Regions from separate parts of the Mus musculus genome. Here region 1 is linked to region 2. A link is a contact called in ENCODE Hi-C or POLR2A ChIA-PET data. All regions are on one chromosome and are shown on one strand. Each heading gives the region's core, a stretch centred on a gene start or an enhancer-like site at or near the end of the contact. The rest is flanking DNA. Distances are from core to core; before and after follow the strand shown.

The links. Hi-C counts contacts between places; a loop is a spot of excess contacts on that map. ChIA-PET counts read pairs that join two places held with the same protein, here RNA polymerase II (POLR2A).
Region 1: a map of left cerebral cortex shows a loop between it and region 2 (11-fold over the local background). The contact joins the promoter of Utp3 here to the promoter of Uba6 in region 2. A Hi-C loop is called at or near these places in 4 of 37 maps with a recorded cell type or tissue (T-helper 17 cell, adrenal gland, left cerebral cortex and 1 more). POLR2A ChIA-PET finds 5 or more read pairs at or near these places in 1 of 5 experiments (embryonic stem cell).

Annotation. Positions count from the first base shown.
Region 1 is chr5:88,551,910-88,558,208 of GRCm38, reverse strand. Utp3 (UTP3 small subunit processome component) reads right to left here and starts at 3,747. Exons shown (of 1, transcript NM_023054.2): 1 at 2,119-3,747. The coding sequence starts at 3,595. The coding sequence ends at 2,186.
Region 2 is chr5:86,169,321-86,175,426 of GRCm38, reverse strand. Uba6 (ubiquitin-like modifier activating enzyme 6) reads left to right here and starts at 2,684. Exons shown (of 33, transcript NM_172712.2): 1 at 2,684-2,759; 2 at 4,810-4,872. The coding sequence starts at 2,689.

The sequences.
Region 1 (6,299 bases), core at 2,498-4,997, 2.4 Mb before region 2:
ACTACTTACTGACAAGGTATAAACTGTGATTTCTTCTATAGTTCTAGAGGAAAAAACTCCACTGATTGGAGTTTCTCTAGTACTATCCAGTTTTTGTTTCCTACCTCATTCTTGTAGCTAACAGCCTACTATTATAAACTGTATGCTCAGCCTAGGACTTTGCAGTGTTCCATCTGAATCAGAATCTCCTGGAGTGCCTGTTAAAGCCAGAGCCATCTGGGGCTCACAGAAGCTGGCTAAATAAGGAAACATTTCACTTAGGAGTCCCATGTAGGACATTAACTTGGTACCGATGACACAACACTCATTAGGTGACACCTATGTAACAGATGTTCTAAATATTTCATGTATCAGTTCACTTAATTCTCCTAAGTCCTCCAAAGTAGGCACTACTCTTAGCCAGTTCAACCTGGCTTTGAACTGCTGAATATCCCTGAAAAACTTCTCATCTTGACACTTGCATTTCAAGTGCTGGAATTGCCGGGCGTGGTGGCGCATGCCTTTAATCCCAGCACTCAGAGGAGGCAGAGGCAGGCAGATTTCTGAGTTCGAGGCCAGCCTGGTCTACAAAGTGAGTTCCAGGACAGCCAGGGCTATACAGAGAAACCCTGTCTCAAAAAAAAAACCCCAAAAACCCAGAAACAACAAATAATCAAGCTGGAATTATATAAGCTGGCCCCCACGTCTATCATAAGAGATAAGCAGGACTGAGGACTTAACCCAAGGCTTCCCTGGAAACCAGGCATTACACTAAAACCTACATCCTTAGGCCCCACTATCCTGGTTTTACCCAACAAAAATAGAACGGAGGCACACAGACACCAAGTATTTTGTTTAAAGTCATAGCTACTAAATAAGACTTTGGTTTAAAATTCAAGTGGTCTAATCAGTCTGCTGGTATCCTAACAGTTATCCTAAGAGATGAAGAAAATGAAACTCGATTTACTCAAAATCACCTAGGAAACTTCAAAATGTATGCTTTTCTACTTCATCTGAAAAGGAGTTAAGCTCTAAAGCTAGCAAGGCTGGGCTGAAATCCTGCCTGTGATGCATAAAAGCTTTGTGATTTTGACAAAGTTAATTCTCTCTGCTCCAAATTTCCTCATTTTCAAAATGTGGATAATAGGGCCAAGTGAAATGCACTCATGCAGGAGCAGGGTACCTTGGTGCCTTCCTCTGACCTTTCTGCCTTGATTGGTCCCTCACTGAGCTGGAAGCTTGCTTTTGGCTAGCCTGGCAGGCCAGTGAGTTACTGGGATCTACCTATCTCCTCTTCCCAAAACTGGGGCTACAGGCACAGGTAACTGTTGTTGTTTAGAACTCAAATTCAGGTCTGCATGTTTGCAGAACAAGGGCCCCAACCCACCAAATCAGCTCAACTTAGAATTGTAGCGTCTTTATCCGTGACTATTACAACCACATCATCTTTGTACAGAGAGTAGACAATTGCTTAGAGCAAGTTTAACCTTAAAATTCCCAGCAAACTGAGAATCAAATAGCAACCACCACCAATCACCAGCAGAGGGGATATGGAATTTCTACCTTAGTTACCATAAAAAGGATTATTAAAAAAATACAATTGGTGCAATTATCCTTTCTGTCACATTTAACCAAAGCTGCTTTTTACCACAGATGCACGGTAAATGCATATGTACAAATATTCTGTCCCAAGAATTACAATTATAATTGAAATCTGTTAGATCACTTTTGCAGGCTATCTTACAAAAAAGAAACAAACAACCCCCCCCCCATGACTGTCAAAGGTTTTCATTGTCTCCACATGAAAACTTATATAAAAGTGTTAAAGTGTTAATTTCATTAACACTGCACAACTAGGTGGGGAAACTTTCTAGGCTAATGTGCTAAAATATTACACAGTTTTTTTACCCTCCAATTACAATTCTTAGTAGGACTTTAATGGATGAATAAAGTAGCAACCCCGGGCTGGAGACAGCTCACTTGTATGAGTGCTTGGTTAGTTATGCACAGGCTCCAGGTTCAAGTTCTCAGCACCCAGTACAAAAGACCAACCAACAAAGCCCAAAGCAGCAACCCCTAATTCCCTGCTGACAACAAATTTTAAACTTAAAGAAAAAAAAATAGGTATTACAAACACAATCACTTTACTTCAAAACACTTTTTATTGACCTAAAATAATTGCCAAAAGCTAGGCCAAAGAGCAACTTTACTTAAGCTTAATGCTCTTCTTAACTCCAGCACGAATGCCAGAGAGTTCACCACTGTACCGCTGTTCTTCTCTGCGAACTTCACGAACCTGGCCTCGTCGTCGGATTTTGGCTTTTCTGAACTTTTCCCTATGTTTCACTCTGGGATTTCTATCAATCTTCTTTCTCCTGGGTGTAAGTCCCCTATTTTTAGCAATCTGGTAGGTAATGGCTCTCTTTGCATTTTGTTCTTCGAGAGCCTGTTCTTCAGCACTGTTTTCTTCCTTCTTTCTCTTCAACTCTTGCCTGTCTTCCATTTCCTTATAGTACTTGAGAGCAGCCCCATCAAAATCAGGCTCATCAGTCAGGGCAACAGCAGCAGCCTGCTTTACAGACTTGGGCTTGGTTTTGGTTAATTTTGCTTTTGGAGTCATTTCTTTCTTTACAGCACCATCCTTGGCTGTGAGGAGGTGACGGATTTCAGAGGACAGTTTCTGATCCACAACCGACAGCTTGTTGATCAGATTTCTGTAGGTAACAAGCCTTTCTATAACAGGATGTCCATGTGCAGGGACTCTCCGGGCTTTTAAGATCAAATAAAAGCTAATGTTGGCGCAATAGTTCAAGTAGAGATTATACTTAGTCTTCAGGTATTCGCTTCCTCTTCCAGTTGGAATGACCCCTTTCTCCACCAACTGTAACAAGGGTTCTAACTCATCCTTCACCTCTGTCAACTTGGCTTGGAGGTCTTCTATGAGCTCTAAGAGCTCTGGTGATTCTTTCTTCAACATTTTCAGCTTCTCTTTTACCGAGACTTTAGCCAAATCCTTCACAACCCTTGTCTCAGCTTCGTCTACCTGGGGCACCGGCTTTGCAAAGGCCTCCACCCAAGCGACTCCAAAATCATCCTCTTGCAGGGCTTGGGCCAAGCGCCGCTGAATTATCTGTGCCTCCTCCTCTTCTTCTCTTTCCTCCTCTTCTACTTCTTGCTGACTCTGACGGCCTCGGGATTTGGAACCATAGTCCGTATCGTAATAAAGCTTTTTTCTCTGACCCCAGGACAAGCTAGGGTCCACAGAGGCCTCAGCCTCACTCTGCACGGAGCTTCCGCCGTCATCATCCTCTCCAACCTCCTCCTCCTCCGAACTCTCTCCATCTTCGTCATCTCCATCATCAATATCTAGAGGTAGCACCTCTTCCTCCTCATCGCCATCCTCCTCCCCACTCTCGACTTCGTTCCAGCCCTTGGCCAGGACTGCCCGAGATCGCGCTTCATGGAACTCATCTACCTGGTCTTGGTAGTAGCTGGAGTCCCCTGGAGAGGGCGGCAACCCCAAGTCGTCCTCATTTTCGTCCGTGGCGGTGAGACCTGCCTGGGCCCGCACGGCGGCCCACTGAGCCGCTCCACGCCGCCGTGATTTCTTCACCATGGCTCACCAGCGGTCCCGGGTTCCCAAGCGACGCCGCGATTTCCGCCACTTCTGACCTCCGCCCAGAATGATGCCGGCAAGCGGAGGCTTTCAGCACCAGCACGCTCCGCGAACCCAAGTCGGTGACCACCGGAGCAGAGAGTCTGGGAAAGGCCTGTTTCCTTCCGCTCCCAGGGTGCTCTCCGCGCAGCGCGCGCGCCTAAACTTCCGCTCCCCCCCCCCCCCCCAGCGTAATCCCGCCGCCGTGTCTTTTTAAAAACCAGTCGGTTCCGGCGAATGAAAACTTCCGGGTAGGAACGCTAGGCCAAGGATATTTCCGTTCCGCGGATCCTTTTGTGGCTACTTCCGAGCTCTCTCTCTCTCTGGTGACTTCCGGCGTGAAGCCGGAATCCCGCCAGGGACGCCGCGAGACAGCCCGCGGCCGACAGAGGGCGCGGGGCATCTACGTTCCCACGCGTCGGCAGGGCGCCCACTGGGCCACGCTAGATAGTTGCCCAGCTCACGGTTTCGTGTTCTCCGTTTGCCAGAGTGGAAGTTAGTCAGGGTTTTGTTTGTGTTTTGTTTAGTTTTGTTTTTTGTCTGTCTTGACTTCTGAAGCCGGGACTCGCCATGTTGTCAGCCTCAGCCTCCCGGATTGGTGCTTTTCTCTGTTTTTGCCTGGGAGTTGCTACCGTAGGCGCCGCGTTTCCGGGCCCCGCGCGGCGAGTCTCTGCTTTTAGGCGACCCGAGAGAGGACTTCGGGGTTTTTTGGGGACGATGTAACCGGGAAGAGTAAAAGACGCGCGGTGTCCTTCTACTGGAATAGCTTCGCTTTTCTAGACGTTCTGGAAAACTGTGAGGCTGTCAGCCGCGGACAGCCTCCTATGTATAGAATTGGGTTGCAACATTTAATGATTATTCATTGTTGTGTTCTTCAACATTGATCAAGCACCAAACTTCCGTGGCAGCGTTTTAGGCAGAGATGGGGGGGGGGAGGGGAGGGGAGAATAAAGGAAGGAAATGAGCAAAATAGATTTAACAAGGGAGGGAGGGGAGAGGAGAGAGGAGAATGAAGGAAGGAAATGAGCAAAATAGATTTAACAAGGGAGGGGAGGAGAAGAGAAAGAAGAGGGAGAGGGGAGAGAGGGAGAAGGGGAGAAGAAGTGGGGAGGAGGAAAGAGGAGGGAAGAGGAAGAAGAGGAAAAGGAAAAGAGATAAAGGCCAAAATAGGAGACCTTGTGGTTTAGGAGGGCGCACGGGTACACCAAACAGAAAACTCAGTCAAATGGGAGAAGTGACATATGGGTCTAAGAGAATCGAACTGGTGTCAAGCTTAGTAGACAGGGCTACCACCTAAGCTATCTCAAATGTATGACCTTTTATGTCAGCTTCCTTATTTAAAAGGATATACAAAGTCGTGATTATGCATACCACATGGGGTCTTGTCTTTTTTTTCTTTTTTTTTTTTTTCCATTTTTTATTAGGTATTTAGCTCATTTACATTTCCAATGCTATACCAAAAGTCCCCCTTACCCACCCACCCCCACTCCCCTACCCACCCACTCCCCCCCTTTGGCCCTGGCGTTCCCCTGTACCGGGGCACACAAAGTCTGCGTGTCCAATGGGCCTCTCTTTCCAGTGATGGCCGACTAGGCCATCTTTTGATACATATGCAGCTAGAGTCAAGAGCTCAGGGGTACTGGTTAGTTCATAATGTTGTTCCACCTATAGGGTTGAAGATCCCTTTAGCTCCTTGGGTACTTTCTCTAGCTCCTCCATTGGGAGCCCTGTGAACCATCCATTAGCTGACTGTGAGCATCCACTTCTGTGTTTGCTAGGCCCCGGCATAGTCTCACAAGAGACAGCTACATCTGGGTCCTTTCGATAAAATCTTGCTAGTATATGCAATGGTGTCAGCGTTTGGATGCTGATTATGGGGTGGATCCCTGGATATGGCAGTCTCTACATGGTCCATCCTTTCATCTCAGCTCCAAACTTTGTTTCTGTAACTCCTTCCATGGGTGTTTTGTTCCCACTTCTAAGGAGGGGCATAGTGTCCACACTTCAGTCTTCATTTTTCTTGAGTTTCATGTGTTTAGGAAATTGTATCTTATATCGTGGGTATCCTAGGTTTTGGGCTAGTATCCACTTATCAGTGAGTACATATTGTGTGAGTTCCTTTGTGATTGTGTTACCTCACTCAGGATGATGCTCTCCAGGTCCATCCATTTGGCTAGGAATTTCATAAATTCATTCTTTTTAATAGCTGAGTAGTACTCCATTGTGTAGATGTACCACATTTTCTGTATCCATTCCTCTGTTGAGGGGCATCTGGGTTCTTTCCAGTTTCTGGCTATTATAAATAAGGCTGCTATGAACATAGTGGAGCATGTGTCCTTCTTACCAGTTGGGGCTTCTTCTGGATATATGCCCAGGAGAGGTATTGCTGGATCCTCCGGTAGTACTATGTCCAATTTTCTGAGGAACCGCCAGACTGATTTCCAGAGTGGTTGTACAAGCCTGCAATCCCACCAACAATGGAGGAGTGTTCCTCTTTCTCCACATCCTCGCCAGCATCTGCTGTCACCTGAATTTTTGATCTTAGCCATTCTCACTGGTGTGAGGTGGAATCTCAGGGTTGTTTTGATTTGCATTTCCCTGATGATTAAGGATGTTGAACATTTTTTCAGGTGCTTCTCTGCCATTCGGTATTCCTCAGGTGAGA
Region 2 (6,106 bases), core at 1,435-3,934:
AGACTACAAAGTGCCCACAGATTTTGTATCTCTTATAAGGAAGGGCCCACTCTGGTTCTGGGAAAATTGGCTCTTGCTATGCCCTTATAGGACCAGAAGGATGACAGGGATCTCTAAGCTTTCATCTCTGAACAATGCAATCTTCAAATTCCATCACCATGAATATGGTTTCAACATCTGAATCTGGGTGATGTAAGCACATGCAGTCTGCAACATACATATTCCGATCCACAGCTCAAATCAGTGCATAACTATTAAGGTTTTAATAAAGACTTTTCCTTTACAAAAGAATTACCTCTGGGTTAAACAGTTAGCTTTCAACCAGTTCAAATTTTAGAACGTCCTTGGGAAAAGATCTTGCTCAAAATTCAGGAACATATGTATTAATGTGCTGACTTGACATTAGTAATCAATTTTTAATTGTGAAATGGGTGGTCCAGTCTCTCAGAACACCAGGCTAGGAACAACACTGAATTCTAGCCCTGGTTGTATGAAAAAAAATGATATGAATTTATTTGAGCCATTTAATCTCTGAGTCGTCTTCTGTAAGTCAAAGAAATTATATATTGAGCATCTTTACTGTGCTATTATTTAATAGTTCAGAAGTATGAAATAAGAGAAATAGACTTGGATATGTTCTGTTATTATAGAAACAATATGATTGTTGGTTATATATAATTTATAATGTAAACATTTTGATTTACAGAATTTGCACAGGCATATGTGTTTCAGGAAAATACACATCACAGTATTCACCTACAAAATTTGGTAATATCAGCTCATCGTAAATGTTTCCTGTTATCCTGGAATGGATTCTGAGGGGAATGGTTAGCAGAAAAACCTGTGGTATCTTAGTAAAATGTATGGATTTAAGTATCACACAAATATCAATTTCTAAGTCATGAAAAATGCACCCAAATACAAAATGGGCAAGTTATTTGAAGAATTCAGATAAATTCTCTATTATCTTTCTAAATTTTCTGTAAATCTGAAATTATTCAGAAACAAATGTTTGCAAGTAGAATGATTACATGCAGCGTTAGGATGCAGCTCAGCACAGACAGAGACAAGAAGACAAGAGACAGCTAACACCAGGGTTGAGAACGAATAGGAGTGGACATGACAGGCATTGAGCCATACTAGTAGTATTAGTATTTTACTTTTTTTAAATCTTTTTTTTTTTTTTTTTTTTTTTTAACAGTCCAGTCCCCCTCCAGGTCTGCCCTCTGGCAGTTCCTCATCCCATTCCTCCTCCTCCTCCTCCTCCTTTTCCCTCTTCGAGAGGATGCCCCTCCCCCACCCTTCCCCACCAGACCTCCTCACTCCCTGGGGCCTCAAGTCTCTCACTCAGACCAGACCTGGCAGTCCTCTGCTGTACATGTGTCAAGGGCCTCAAGCTAGTGTATGCTGCCTGGTTGGGAGCCACATTTTTTTTTTTTTTTTCAATCAAGCCATACAACAGGGACAGATAGTTTTTAAGTTAGAAAAGTTTCCCTTAAATCCATGGTCTCCTTGGACTAAGGAAATAAAAATTTATTTTCCCTAATAGCAGTAACAGATACAGAAAAAGTCAAGACACAAAGCTAGTAAAAAATATAAAAACATGCTTTAACATACAGCAAAGTTCCTCTGCCCGGAGAAGCTACTGTGTTCTCACTGATAATGCTGTGACTCTTTCATACAACTTCTCGTGCTGTGGTGACCACCAACCCTAAAATCATTTTTGTGATTTCAAGACAATTTTGAAGTAAAACCTGTTATACTTTACAGAACGCTGCCCTATGTCTATAATCAAACACGGATTTTTAAAATTGGGCTAGTGTTTCGTCAAACACATCACCAGTTAGAAAGATTCTTAATAGCTGGGCGTGGTGGCACACACTTAATCCCAGCACTTGGGAGGAAGAGGCAGAGGCAGGCAGATTTCTGAGTTCGAGGCCAGCCTGGTCTACAGAGTGAGCTCCAGGACAGCCAGGGCTGCACAAAGAAACCCTGTCTCGAAAAAAAACAACAACAAAGATTCTTAATTGTACTGTGTGTACACAATTGTTTTCTAAAAATGGTAAAATGAGAATGAATGAAAAAAAAGAATTAGATGAGAAATCGGCAATCAGAGAACTGGTAATATGAGTTACTGGCTGTATGTCTTTGATCATATCATTTGAGTTCCTTGTTTTTCCTCCCTTAAAATGAAAGTGCCAAATTTTACAGCTCTTTTTAGTCACTTGACTACAGAGATCAGTAATAGATGTTCAAAACAATTTAAATGGAATCTTTAAGTGGAATCCCAGCCTGGAAATGTCCTCTTTTTGTTGTTGTTGTTCAGAAAAGCGATCTCCTCAAGGCACTGTAACAGTTCTGGATTTGCAAGGCAACAGCATCTGGTAGCTGTCGAGCCCCCTGGAGCGGTACGCTCTCACAGCCGGAAGTGACGCGTTTTGGTTCCGCGTTTGCCCTCAGCGCTCAGCAGCCTTCACGTAGGCACTCCCCTCACCTGCAAGGAAGCGCGCCCCGTTGCCCCGCCCCAACCGGAAGTCAGGTGTCCCAGGGGCTGACTGGAAACCCTGTCCTGGGCGTACTTTTCCCCAGCTCCTCCCCCTGGTGACGTCGCCGCCCGCCCCTTGACCCTCGCGGCCCCGCCCCCTCGCCTGCCTCCCCGCCTCGCTGCAGTCAGTCTGTCGGAAGGCGATGGAGCGGTCCGAGCCGTTGGCTGTGCTTTCCTGTGAAGAGGCGTCCTGCTCCTCCTGGGGAGCCTGCGGGTGAGAGGCCTGGCCCGGGGCAGGCTGGGCGGGAAGGAGCGGAGGAACGCCGACGCGGGCTCCGTTCTCGCGTTCCGGCGGCTCGGAGCGCGCGGAGGCCACGGGGCCGCGCGGAGCCACAGGGAGCTAGCGAGGTGGCGAACGAGCGAGCGAGCCGGCGGGCGGTGGGTGTGGCGGCGTGGGCGCTGCCCTCGCTGCTCCAGCTCCGCTCCTCTGAGGAGACCGGCTCTTCCCGGGTCGGGTCCAGCATCCTTCCCTCAGGTCACTACTTCTGAGCGGCCAGTCATTCAGGAGAGGGTTGTGGCCCCTGTTGCTTGGCACACTTCCTTCAGCGCCACGGAGCACTATCCTCCTCCAGCCGTGCTCCTTAGGAAAACTGTTCTTGAGAGCTCAAGTCAGGATGAATCCGTTGCAGTGTGGACACCCCGAGAATCCTCTCTGTTTACTACGGGGGTGTTGGAGCGCGGGGCGGGGCCCAAGGTTCCTAGGATTATTTCCCGCTGAGGATCTTGGAGTTTTTCTTTCTCAGCCTGCAAAAATTCCGGGGTTGGGGTCCTGGTATACTCTCTCCAGTGTTTGCGTTAGTTCTCTTTTGGTCATCTTACAGTTAAGAAAGCCCCGCTTGTATCCTACCCAGTATATGACTATTACATACCAAATATAGAAGTGATGGATTTCTTACGTTACTAGCTTTACATTGCACATTGAGACATATACTTCAAGGACTGGATGGAAGTATTGTCTGCCCTGGCCAATGCTGCCAAAATCGACTTAAGAAATATTATTGAATACAAATATCTGCCCCTTAGTTGCTCTTACAGATGATTTGTTATTGTTGTTGTTGTTGTTGTTGTTGTTATTATTATTATTATTATTATTATATTGATTCTGAGGCTGGCTCCAAGTTTGCCAAAGATGGCTTCCTCCCTCCTCGTCTGAATTTCTGAGATTACAAGTATGTGCAATCAGGCGTGACTGTTTTTGAACATATTCTCGAAACAATCATTGAGACAGAGCTTTTTAAGTGTTGGCCATAGCCATTAAGCGGCTGAGCATAACCCCGTTCTCATTTTTAGTCAGAACTTTAATCCACCTAAGTCATTGTGTGTAACATAGAATAGCAAGTGCAATAAAGTGTGTAAAATAGAAACAAAATGATAGGATACTACAGGTTTATATATAGTTTTAGTATATGTTGTGTGAATATGCTGACTTTATTATATGAGGTGCTTACAGTGCAGTTAGTGTCTGGTTGCTCTAAAAATCTCAACAGCAAGCACTGCACATAGCAACAGTTAGTGAAATTAACTTCAACACATTTTAAAACTCTAAGGAAGATGATACCTAAGAAAACATACATTTTGTATGGAAGGACCTTGTCTAAGGGTTTCTATTCTTTTTTGGTTTTTCGAGACAGGGTTTCTCTGAATAGCCCTGGCTGTCCTGGAGCTCACTTTGTAGACCAGGCTGGCCTCCAACTCAGAAATCCGCCTGCCTCTGCCTCCCGAGTGCTGGGACTAAAGGCGTGCGCCACCACGCCCGGCTAAGGGTTTCTATTCTTGTACAAAACCATGACCAAGAAGCAAGTTGGGGAGGAAACGGTTTATTCAGCTTACGCTTCTCATATTGCTGTTGATCACCAAAGGAAGTCAGGACTGGAATTCAAGCAGGTCAGGAAGCAGGAGCTGATGCAGAGGCCATGGAGGGATGTTCCTTACTGGCCTGCTTCCCCTGGCTTGCTCAGCCTGCTCTCTTATAGAACCCAAGACTACCAGCCCAGGGATGGCACCACCCACTAGGGGCCCTCCCCCTTTGATCACCAACTGAGAAAATGACCCATAGCTGGATCTCATGGAGGCACTTCCCCAACTGAAGCTCCTTTCTCTGTGATAACTCTAGCCTGTGTCAAGTTGACACACAAAACCAGCCAGTACAGACCTTTAGTAACTTGGGAATCTTGTTTCATGCACAATTGAATTTCACATTATAGAGTATGAATAATTAAAACCCATATTTGCTGTTTAATAGTTTGGGTTTTTTTCCCCCCTAGTGCAAGTAAAAATTTACCTACCATGACAACAGAATCTTTGGAAATCGATGATGGATTATACAGGTAAGAACTTCAGAGACTAAAACCCACCTTTTATAATGGTTAGTATAGAATCTCATAGTCTTTTTTGATGGCTATACCTGTGAAGAATTTCATATGGATATCCTACAAGTTCTTTTAAATTAAAATTGAGATTTTTGTGGGATTTTCTCACGTTATATATAGTATGAAAGTTTTAGCATGTAATTTTACTCTCTAATAAGAAAGTAAATGTCTTGAGTTTAGAAAATAGGTTTTACTACTATTCTTGATAGTGTAGGGGTTTCTTCGGTTATGCAGTCAAGTTTAGAGGAAAATTATTTTAGTGAATTCTCAAGAAAATACAATATAGATAGTAGAGAAATTCATGACAGTTATAATTTGGATGAACTCTAATGAGTTTTTTTTTAAAGTGAGATATACCTTGAATAGGAAGAGTCTTCTATTCATTTATTTAAAGGTCCCTTATTGGTGGTACTTTTGAGGAAATATAGAAACTTAAGTAGGTAGAGCCTAGAGAGAGGAAGAAAAGATCACCTACGGTGAGCTTCGAAAGGTTAGCCCTGGCCATTAGTTCCTTAGTGTCTCTGCTGCTGGCTATGAGTCACTGTGGTACATTTTCCACCTGTATGAGACCAAGCAACCATAAATGAACTCTAAAACTGTGACCCAAATACATCTCTTTTTTTTTTCCTTTTTCTATCCAGTATTTTGTCTTAGAAATGAGAAAAATAATTAGTACATCATTTTACACTGAAAGTGATCCTAAAGCAATAGAATTTTCTTAATTGTGATTGTGGTTGTTAATTTGGTTTGTTTTAAAGTTAGTTAAGACTCTCCTCTGGATAGTATTGAGAGTACTGGAATCTGTGCTATTATATTAACTGTTTGTCTTAGTCAGGGTTTCTATTCCTGCACAAACATCATGACCAAGAAGCAAGTTGGGGAGGAAAGGGTTTATTCAGTTTACATTTCCATATTGCTGTTCATCACCAAGGAAGTCAGGACTGGAACTCAAGCAGGTCAGGAAGCAGGAGCTGATGCAGAAGCCATGGAGGGATGTGCCTTACTGGCTGGCTTCCCCTGGCTTGCTCAGCCTGCTCTCTTATAGAACCAAGATTACTGTCCCAGGAATGGTCCCACCCACAAGGGGCCTTTTCCCCTTGATCACTAATTGAGAAAATGCCTTACAGTTGGATCTCAGAGGCATTTCCTCAACTGAAGCTCCTTTTTCTGTGATAACTCCAGCTGTGTAAGT